Regions from separate parts of the Homo sapiens genome. Here region 1 is linked to region 2. Evidence: chromatin contacts called from ENCODE Hi-C or POLR2A ChIA-PET data. All regions are on one chromosome and are shown on one strand. Each heading gives the region's core, a stretch centred on a gene start or an enhancer-like site at or near the end of the contact. The rest is flanking DNA. Distances are from core to core; before and after follow the strand shown. Region 1 has its middle 36 kb from the start of MIR101-2. Region 2 has its middle 47 kb from the start of JAK2.

What was found. Hi-C counts contacts between places; a loop is a spot of excess contacts on that map. ChIA-PET counts read pairs that join two places held with the same protein, here RNA polymerase II (POLR2A). Pooled maps may share reads with other maps.
Region 1: a loop to region 2 is called in a map of dorsolateral prefrontal cortex, with 3 times the contacts of the local background. The contact joins two enhancer-like sites. A Hi-C loop is called at or near these places in 2 of 168 maps with a recorded cell type or tissue (dorsolateral prefrontal cortex and posterior vena cava), 20 of 37 single-sample maps with no recorded cell type and 8 of 50 pooled maps. POLR2A ChIA-PET finds 5 or more read pairs at or near these places in 3 of 52 experiments (GM10248, T-cell and naive thymus-derived CD4-positive, alpha-beta T cell).

Annotation. Positions count from the first base shown.
Region 1 is chr9:4,883,966-4,889,403 of GRCh38, forward strand. No RefSeq gene overlaps it. Among named protein-coding and RNA genes, the nearest start is that of MIR101-2, 36 kb to the left of the region's middle. Within about 2 kb of position 3,791, at least 2 of the 41 ENCODE cell types and tissues checked have a DNase peak (open chromatin) inside an H3K27ac peak, as active enhancers do.
Region 2 is chr9:4,935,798-4,940,882 of GRCh38, forward strand. No RefSeq gene overlaps it. Among named protein-coding and RNA genes, the nearest start is that of JAK2, 47 kb to the right of the region's middle. Within about 2 kb of position 3,419, at least 4 of the 41 ENCODE cell types and tissues checked have a DNase peak (open chromatin) inside an H3K27ac peak, as active enhancers do.

The sequences.
Region 1 (5,438 bases), core at 2,541-5,040, 51 kb before region 2:
CAATCACACAAAAAGCACCATTTATTTGAACTTTTTGAATCTGTTCTTCCTAAGTGGGTACTTATGCTTGCCACCAGAAACTGATTGATTTCTTTCTAAAGCCCTTGGTATCTGTCTTAGTCTTTTATATGGCTGTAACCATACACAATACCATAAACTGAGTGTCTTATAAGCAATGGAAATTTCTTTTTCACAGTTCTGCAAGATGGAAGGTCCAAGATCAAGGCACTGGCAGATTTGGTGTCTGGTGAGGGCTCACTTCCTGGTTTTATAGATGGGGCCTTCTTGCTGTGTCCTCCTCACATGGTAGAAGGGGTCTGGGGTTCTCTAGGCACCCCCCAGTTTTTTTAAATAAGGATATTCACTAATCGTCTTCTGATGGCTCTGCCCCATGACATAATCATCTAAAGGCCCTACCTCCTAATACCACCACCATGGGAATCAGGTTTCAACATTGGAATTTTGAGGGGATGCAAACATTGAGGCCATAGCAGTATCTAATGTCTCACATGATCCTTGCAGGAGCAGCCTCCTGAAGTGAGGGTGGCAAGTATGTGACAGGGCACCCACAAAGGCAGACAAGGACTCTGAGAACCAACAGGACTTCTCTGGTCTTATTCTGAGGCTAAGACAAAAACCGCACCTGAGCCAGATCTCTCAGCCTGGCAGCTCCAGGACCCGTGGGCCCTGCCACTGGCCCATCTCAACGGCTAGGACCTAGAGCATCATCAAGCTGCAGGTTAAACAGGTTGGTTGGTTCTGATTTGACTGCACCTCTACAAGGACCTATGGCTGCACTTGTTGATACTTTCCCGAGGAGCCACAACACTGAGCAATGAGGGGAGGAGCATGTGTTAGTTCATTCATCAAGTCCTAAATGTTAACTACTATGTGCCAGGTGCTGAGCCAGGCACCAGAGATACCATGATGAACAAGACACATAAATCTTACCCTCATTGAGCTTACACCATGTGAAAGAGAAGTATGAAATAATTATACGTTATTTTTTTTTAGTTTTTGAGATGGAGTTTCACTTTTGTCCCCCAGGCTGGAGTGCGGTGGTGTGACCTCAGCTCACTGCAACCTCTGCCTCCCAGGTTCAAGCGATTCTCCTGCCTCAGCCTCCCAAGTAGCTGGGATTACAGGCACCTGCCACCATGCCTGGCTAAATTTTGTATTTTTAGTAGAGACGGGCTTTCACCATGTTGGTCAGGCTAGTCTTGAACTCCTGGCCTCAGGTGATCCTCCCACCTTGGCCTCCCAAAGTGCTGGGATTGCAGGCGTGAGCCACGGCACCTCACAAATTACACATTATTCAACTGTAACTGTGAAAGTGATTCTAAGGAAAAAGTACAGAGAGCTGTGGGAAAACATAATAGGAAATCTTTGTCATTCTGTCACTATTGTCTATTAGGCTGTCACTGTTGTCATTGTCACCCCTACCCTCTCGCAGAGAGTGGTTCCCATTTGCCAGAGCTCATTTATTGTCCTGAAGGTCTGTGAAAAGATGACAAAGTCGTGTTGCCTTCTTTCCACTTTCCCAAGTCTCACGTGAGCACCCCTAACTGGCAGAATCAATTCACACCCACAAGCCTAGCTGCAAGGGGACCTGGGAAATGTATTCCCAGCTTTCCAACCTCTCCACCCAGGAGATGAAACAGCCAATTTAGGCCAGGTGCAATGGCTTACACATGTAAAACCAGCACTATGGGAGGCTGAGGAGGGAAGATTACTTGAGCCCAGGAGTTTGAGACCAGCCTGGACAACAGGGCGAGACCATCATCTCTACAAAAAATACAAAAAAAATTAGCTAGGCGTGGTGTCCTGTGCCTGTGGTCCCAGCTCCTCAGGAGGCTGAGGCAGGAGGATCGCTTGAGATCGAGGCTGCAGTGAGCCGTGATCGCGCCACTGCACTCCAGTCTGGGTGACAGCGAGACCCTATCTCAAAAAAGAAAAAAAAAAGAAAGAGCCAATTTAAGTATCCAGCGCACACAGGGCAAGCCCAAATCTGTATGTTTTCTATAATCTGTTTTTTAAATGGGGGTATAATTTTCATATAAACATGCACAGATTTTAAGCATACAGTTTGACAAGTTTTGCAAATGCTCACGTAAATATATCCCAGTCAAGATACAGAACATTTCCATCATGCTAGCAAGTTCCTTCCTGCCTCTTTCTGGTTAGTCTCTCCTGTCTCCTGCTCAGAGGCGATGTTCTGATTCTACCAATTTGTTTTGTCTGATGATCACGAGTCAGTATTGCCTCTTCTAGGACTTTAAATAAATAAAACCATACAATATATCACCTTTTGTGTCTGACTCCTTTTGCTCAAACTACTAAGTCAGCCATGCTATTACATGTATCAATAGTTCAGTCCTTAGCCGGGCATGGTGGTGCACACCTGTGGTCCCAGCTACTTGGGAGGCTGAGGCAGGAGTATCACTTGAACCCAGGAGGCGGAGGCTGCAGTGAGCTGAGATGGGGCCACTGCACTCCAGCCTGGGTGATAGAGTGAGACTTGGTCTCATGAAAAAAAAAAAAATCAGTCCTTTTTTTAATGCTGAGTTGTATTCCATTGTATGAATATATCATATCCTCTCACCAGTTGATGAATGTTCATATCATTTCCAGTTTGGAGCTATTATAAAAATAACTGCTTAAGTCTGTATTTTTTAAACAAACATCCAGCTAATTCTGATGCAGGTGGACCACATGTTGAGAAACACTGCTCTAACACAGAGAATTGAAGCTTATTGCCCAAAGCCACATAACCAAGAAGGCTTTGACGCCAGAGCGTGGATTCAAGAGCCCATGCTTTTCCTACTTGGACAGTAGATGTCAGAAGGAGGGCCTTGAAGATAAGACATATGTTTCAGTTGTCAATTGAAGCATAACAAAATAACCAAACTTTGGTTTCAACATCAATGATTTCTTAAGATTCTGTCGTCCTGGCCGGGTGATTCTGTGGCAGGCCAGGTCTCACTAACAACTCTTTCAGTACTGACTGAGTGGTTAAGTTAAATATTAAAAGCCAGTGCCCTTATACGAAGGCTGGGATGTAACAAAAGCCCAGCAAGAGTTTTGCCTAGGCCTTTTCTGGGCCTTAAGGCGTGACAAAATAACAAAGGAATTCTTAACAGGACCCGTTTGGGATTAAACAAGTTTTATTGTGGGTCTGAAGAAACTCCCCAGATCTCCACAAACAAGTTTACTGGAGGCCTGAAGGAACTCCCCAAACCTCCATGATTTAGCAGGAGACAAGATAAGGGTAATCACCCCAGCACCTGGACCCATTTAGATTAAGTAAATGTACTGAGGCTCCAGAGGAAGGTTTTCAGGACTCAGATCATAGTTGTAGATTAAAAGAAGTTAATCACTTATGTCTTTAGATGAATGCGCACTTACACATAGACATATAGTTTAGAAGGTATATAAGCTCTGGAAAACTTTGTAATTTTGAGTTGGTCTGGAAATAATTTCCAGGCCTTCTCTCTGTAACTGGTTACAGAAGTAAAAGCTCTCTTCTTCCCCAGTTCATCTGCATCTCATTATTGGGCCATGAGAAATAGCAGCCCAACCCTCAGATTGGTCCAGGAACTGTTCTTTTTTTAGTCTTACCTGGGCTGTCTCATGTCACTACGTTCAGCAGCCAGGTCCACTGGATGCTGGGTGAAGCTGGGATGGCCGGGGCAGCAGGACCTTTCTTTCCATGATCTTTCATTCTTAAGGAGTCTAGACCAGCCTTCCCTTCATGGCAGTGGCAGTATTCCAAGAAAAAGCTGCAAAGCACAAGTGCTTTTCAAGCCTCCACTTGTGTCACGTTTGCTAACGCCTCCCTGCCAAAACAAGGCACATGGCCAAGCTCAGCTTCAATGTGGGAAGCAACTATCCTAGGGAATGGCATGATTCATTTGGTGCAGGATTCATTTGGAGCCATTAATGTAACAATCTACCATTGCTAGTAAGTTTATGTTTCAGAGGCAATAGGTAACTGGAGAGGGCAGAGCTAGGGAGAGCCAGGGAATTAAGAGGATTAGAGAAAATTTTGGTGGAGCCAGAAAAGGTCAAAAGGGTCTATGTTACCCCTAGTCATCTTTGAAGGAAGGACGTGTTCCCTCTAGTCATCTTTGTGGCCCCCACAGCACTACAGGGGTTTTACATATGGTAGGACCTCAGGAAGTCTTTGCGAAGTTGAATCAAAGTATCAATGATAAGTTGGGGGAGTTTAGGACCTAGAGGAAGGATGGCTAAATGATAACACACTGAAAGGAGCAAGACCCCTTAAAGCGTAGAAGGGTAAGTGCTAACAGAAGAAAAAATTAAAACTGAAATGAAGAGAGACAGATGGGATATAAAATGTAAACAAATGTTTGCTTCACAATTAAACTACGTGCCCACTCTTTCACCAATGTTTGTTTGCTAGATGCTATGCAAGGGACTAGAGCTGTGTTTCTCAAAATGTAGGTCATTAGAACAATGTGGAATACTTAGGTAGAGGGTTAGAAATGGCTGGTGGAGGTGTCCAGTGGATGGGCCTGAGACAGTGCCCCTGGCTCCATTGTCTTCTTATAACCTGTAGAGAGATCCTAGAAGTCATTGCCTGCCCCAGTCAGAGGCAACAGATATGGTCAGTGCTCTAATCATCTCATCTTGCCCTTAGCACTTCAGTGCAGGACAGAATATCGGACTGCCAACCCCTGAATGTTCTCCCTAGGGGCTTTCTCTGGCTACTCCTGCTATAGAGGGAGCAGTCCTCAATCAAAGACTGACAGGAGTTGGTGGAGATTTTAAAACCAAGCCAATTATCCATTATAAATCTGGAAGCAAAGAGTGTTCATTATCCTGCTTAGTCAAATACCAGTTCTGCTGAAAAATGCAAAAGGCTAGAGTCTTGCTCATTAAGGACCAAGTCTTTCCTTGTATTTCTGTAGCTGCCTGATAGATGGGCTCCTGACTTCAATCTTGTTTCCCTTCAACCTATTTTCTGCACTTCTGAGTGACCTTAGAAATGCAAATACATTCATTAAGCTTTGAGGATGGAGATGTTTCATATTCTCCATTGGATCTTCAGTACCTGGTAAGCACTCAGTAAATATTTATTGACTGGGTATTATAGGAGACTCCCAACTCATGAACATGTTATATCCTAACATTTCTCGTCTAAGGAGGTGATTTTGAATTTAGAATACATTTGACCATCACAATGATAGGTGGTTTTTAGCTTGACAGGCTAGCTTACAAAAACCAAGTTCAAGCCAGGTACGGTGCCTCACACCTGTAATCCCAGCACTTTGGGAGGCCGAGGTGGGAGGATCACCTGAGATTGGGAGTTCAAGACCAGCCTGGTCAACATAGTGAGACCCTGTCTCTACTAAAAATACAAAAATTAGCTGGGCATGGTAACGCATGCCTATAATCCCAGCTACTACTCGGAGGCT
Region 2 (5,085 bases), core at 2,169-4,668:
TGTTTGTTAATTTTTGTTTTTGTTTTTATTGTTTAATGTTTGTTAGTTTTTGTTTGATTTCTGACTTGGGAGAGCAGCAGCAGCAGGAAGTCCAGATTTAGGAGTTGGGTCATTCAGTTGTTTCCTTACAGAAAAGCGGCTAGAGGAAGGCACCCAGCTCAGAATATACCTGGCACAAGGAAAGGCTCATTAAGCCAAGGTTCGAAGAAACCCCAAAAAAGCAATTTTACAGAATCTTAGACTCGGAAGGGACTTTAGACATCACCTACAACCTCTACCCTATGTGTGATTCCTCTCCACAATTCAGTCCCTGTTCTTGTCCCTAGGGTTACCTCTTCTAAATAAACATCAAGAGAGTGTCTGGCCAAGAGATTCGTGGAGGGGTCCACAATTCCCTCGCATGATTCTTTTTGTGACCTAAGAATTCCATTTCACTTCTGAACTTTGATATGCCTTGGTTTTCCCACTCATAACATGGAGGTAGGTAATGTAAAATATATCAGTCTCCATTATCTCCTTAAACAGTTATAGTGCTTCCTGAAGAAAGTGCCAAGCTGTGCTGTTAGAAAGAGTAGGAGCAAACTAGGAAGCTGGCACCAATTGTACAGTTAGGTTTCTGACATGTAAAAATCAGGAGAAGGGAAATGTGGGTTGGAAGCTTTAATTGTGAGCGGAGAATGAAAGCTGATTCAGTTAGTGTGTAATGTAATTTGGAAAGTGGAAATAATGAAAGGGAAACAGTTTTTATTTCTGGGAAATGAAACAGAAAGAAATACAAGTAACGAGAACAACAGCAACAGCAACGACAAAGCCAAGCCCATTACCCACAAAAGCTACAATTTTTTCTTGTATTTGGGTCTTTGAATTGCTACTCTCCCCAGAAAAAAAATAGTTTTTAATTGAGTTTGCAGTTCCCTTTGAATTTCATAAGTGATTTACACTATTAAGTTTACTTTAATTTTAATTAAATATATAATATATATTTAGTTAATATGTAATATATATTTAAACACACACATATCTTTCTTCCAACATTCACATTAGGATTTTTTAATGGTCAAAGAAGATATTTCTGAGTTCAAAACTCAGTTTTAAAGTAGAGTTTGGTAAAGTAGGGACATTTTGCTTTTTGGACATGGCTTTCTCCCTCAGCCTATTTTTGGAGCATGAGATCTTGTGGGCCTAAGTTCTGCATTCACCACATCTCTCCTGAAACCCCTGACTTCCCCTCTGCTACCATCACCCAGGGATCCCCCTTCCCACTCCTGTAACACTTTATGTCTGCTGCTCTACAGTACTTACCACACATCTCCCTCCCACCTGTATCAGATGGTCCTATGGGTAGAAAAATGTCTTATATCTTAGTAGTCCAATGTACCTGGGATGTAGTAAATGTCAGAGTCCGAAACTGTCTTATTTTCCAGATTTGGGCTTTGTAATAAAGGCCTTTTGAAGATAATGCCTAGGTCTTTGATATGTAATTTTAGGTAAAAAGAAAACTGAAGGAATGACTCTAATGGTAGAGGTTTCCGGCTGGAAAAGAGGATAGTGTTATTAGAGTCTGTGGGTAATTTGGGGGACAGAATGGTCTTCCTGGTAGTCCTTGAATCATACAAAGTCAATGATAGTTAGCTTGGTGTACCTGCTTGTTAAGATGGGCCTGGACAATGCTCTGACTTGTTGGGAAATAAGTAGAGTGAACAACAGTGTCTGTTTGTCTGGGACTGTCCCCATGTTAGCATGGAAAGTTCCATATCTTGGGAAACCCCCAGTCCTGGGCAAACCAGAGCACTGGTCACCCCATACAATCCAAATATACAGTGGAGTATGGCCTCTTAACTGTCACATTAACGTGCTGATAACTTGGACTCTAGTACTTGTAGGGAAAAGATAAATCTTCAAATAAGTAAACAACTAGCCCAGTTTGGGAGGATGTCAGTTCTGCTTTCTCATTAAGATAAGGCAATCTTAAAATCATTAGAGAACTCACAAATGTGGCTATAAAAATAACAACAGTTACATAATTAGATTTCCTTGGCTGAAACCACTAATAAGACATTGCCAAATTTTAGCTTATTGTTGAAGATAAATCTCTCTCACCCATTCTCTCTCTCTCTTACACACACACGTGCACACACACACACACAATTTTTATTTTTCTGGCTTAGCATACTTTTATTTTAATTATAGGTTTTATCGTTTTTCACCATGTTAACAGAACAAAGTTGGTTTGTTGTTGAAGGATATGATTTAAATGGATAGCTATTGCTGTGGTTTACTGAAAGCACAATACTGCATTATTTTGAAAATATGTTTAATGAAGCATATTTTCATTTAAAGCATACCTGTACTTAATGGAAATTTTTGAGATCCATCATTTCTAAAGATGAAGAGAAGAGGCTGTGTAGCCACCAAATGCTTGCTGGCCCTCTAACGCCTAAAGTGCTACATTTATTTATTATAAGAATATAGAGATAATAAGACTGTTTATGAATTACAAATCAATAATGAAATAACTCTTGGGCTAAGGACAAAATCAAATGGAAATTATAAATCACATAAATATGAATGGGCACAGAAGCATTACTCTACAAAATCTGTGGGGTATGGTCAACATGTTGTTCAGAGGGAAATCTATAGCTTTCAATGTCCATATCAGAAAAGAAGAGACATGGAGAATAAATTAACCAAACTTTCAAATCAAAATTTAACTTCCTAATTCAACCATCAAACAAACAAACAAACAAACAAACAAACAAATAAAACACAAAGTAAAGAGAATGGAAAAAAATGTAATGGCAGGAAATAATGTGATAGAAAAGGATAATAGAGGCTGCTGAACTTGAGGAAATCCTCCTTTTACACAACAAGGATGTCAGCTGCCCAGACTCTGACTTGGAGACTCACCTCCCAGCCCAAGGAATATGCGTTATGAGAGTAAGAAATACATGATTACACCTCTGCATGGATGACTGCAAAGGGGACAATAATAACTAACAATAAGACCCATGTGTCAAGCATTATGCCAGGCAGCTTATATAAATTATATGGTTTAGTTGTATTTCTTCCTCATTTTCTGATAAGAATATTGAAACACAGGATGGCCTAGTAATTTCCTCAATACTGAGGGACAGTAATTAATGTAGCTGGAACTTGAACTTCAGAAGGGTTATTAAGTGGGGTTTAATTTACCACATGTTGTTAAAGATGCCATTGGCTTTAGAAACATCTTGTTTTGAAAATTCGTATCTGTTTGGGAAGATCATGATACTATCAGTCGGTCATGCTTTAGAGTGAAATGGTTCAAACAGATTGCTTTCCTTTCAACAGCTAGCTGAGGTTAGCTGTGTTAAGAGAATGGGAGTTTTGAAGTGGTTAAAGAGAAAGAAGTAATGCAGGAGTGGCACTGCTTAGAGGCTAACACCCCCATCGGAATACTGGGCAGCTGGTAAGCAAAAGTACAGAAAGGGAAGTGAGAAGATGCCAAAGATAAACTCTATTTCAAAATTCTGACTATGGTCAGCCCCACCCTCAAGAAGAGAGGGACAGGTTCTTCCTCTTTTTCTGTCCTGTACAAAGCAATCTCCTATTCCCAGGACCAGGAAGTTCAGGTCCAAGGGCCACTCTAAGGAAAATAGAGTTGGAAGGGACTTTAGGGGTCCTATCCAGTCTACTCACCACAAGGCCTCCCACACCCTCCTGCATGAATCCTCCAAACTCCTCCTGACCATCTTTGCATCTTTGTTGCTCCTTTGTTGTCTATTTGGGGCTCGAGTTAGTTGTTAGAAATTCCTTTCTATCAGCCAACAATCTTATCTCCCTTCAACTTCCCCTCATTTGTCTTATATCTGCCCCTGGAATTGCCCAGTCTGTGTGGTATTTGTTCCAATGGAATTTGATCTGTCATATACTGTTGCTTTTGGCTGATTTGCTAAATTGACTGGATCTCTCTCTAAACTCAATGATTTGGATCAAGGTAAATGCTGGTAAAATGTGCCAGCAATTTCTTTTTCAGAAAGATCTTGCTATTGCTCTGTTACTTTTGTTTGTTTGTTTTTTTTTAAAGAATGTTCCCAATAGATTCATTTTGAGGGAATAGATTCACCTATGAATCCATGGAGTGACCCACACAAAACACCTACATAAAAAAGAAACAAAAAGAGTATGTTTTCTTACTGACAAACACTACTTGAAAGCTCTTCAAGTCCTTCGTGGTATAATAAAGTAAATAGATATTGAGAAGAAGAGATCATCTAGTTAACAAACATGGAAAAATGTTCCACCTCACTTTTAATTTTAAAAGTGATAAGATACCCCTTCCATTCATTTGGCTACAAAGCATAGCAACATTTATAATAATATTTAATGTTTGTTAGTACTATAGTACATTACCAGTAGAATTAGAAACGTCTTTTAGAAATTGATTTAGCTATATGTATTGAGATCTTTTAGTTTTATTTATTTAGTAATTTTTAGAGGCAGGGTCTTGCTATGTCGCCCAAGCTGTTCTTGAACTCCTGAGCTCAAGGGATCCTTTTGCTTCAGTCTCCCAAGTAAGTAGAATGACAGGTGCAAGCCACTGCACCTGGCTATCAGGAGATTTTAAAATATTCTCATCCTTTCACCTAGTAGAATCTCCTGGGTATTTGTACTAAGGAAATAATCCAGAGATTAAAAAAATATGCCTACGGTTTGCACTTCTCACAGGAAAATTATTCATAATAGTGAAAAATTAGTCACAGCCTAAAATCTAACAACAGGAAATAGTTTAACTAGATTATGGTGCATCCACTCAATGGAAGATTATACAGCCATTTCAAATAACGATTATGAAAAAAACATTATATGTAATCTATATTGTCCTAGTGGAAATATCTTAGGTAAGTCAATGGTAGCGAATCAGAAAAATATTGAGACTCAGTAGTTTTTAGCCACATGAAAAATTCTTGCAGTATATAAAAAACAATGTATACAAAGAAATGCACCAAAATTATTATTATGACAGAAAAAGGGTGGGAGAAGTGTTTTTATATTTAATCAAGAGCTGTACTGTATAACTGAATTGTTTGCCAGCGGAGCAGAAGG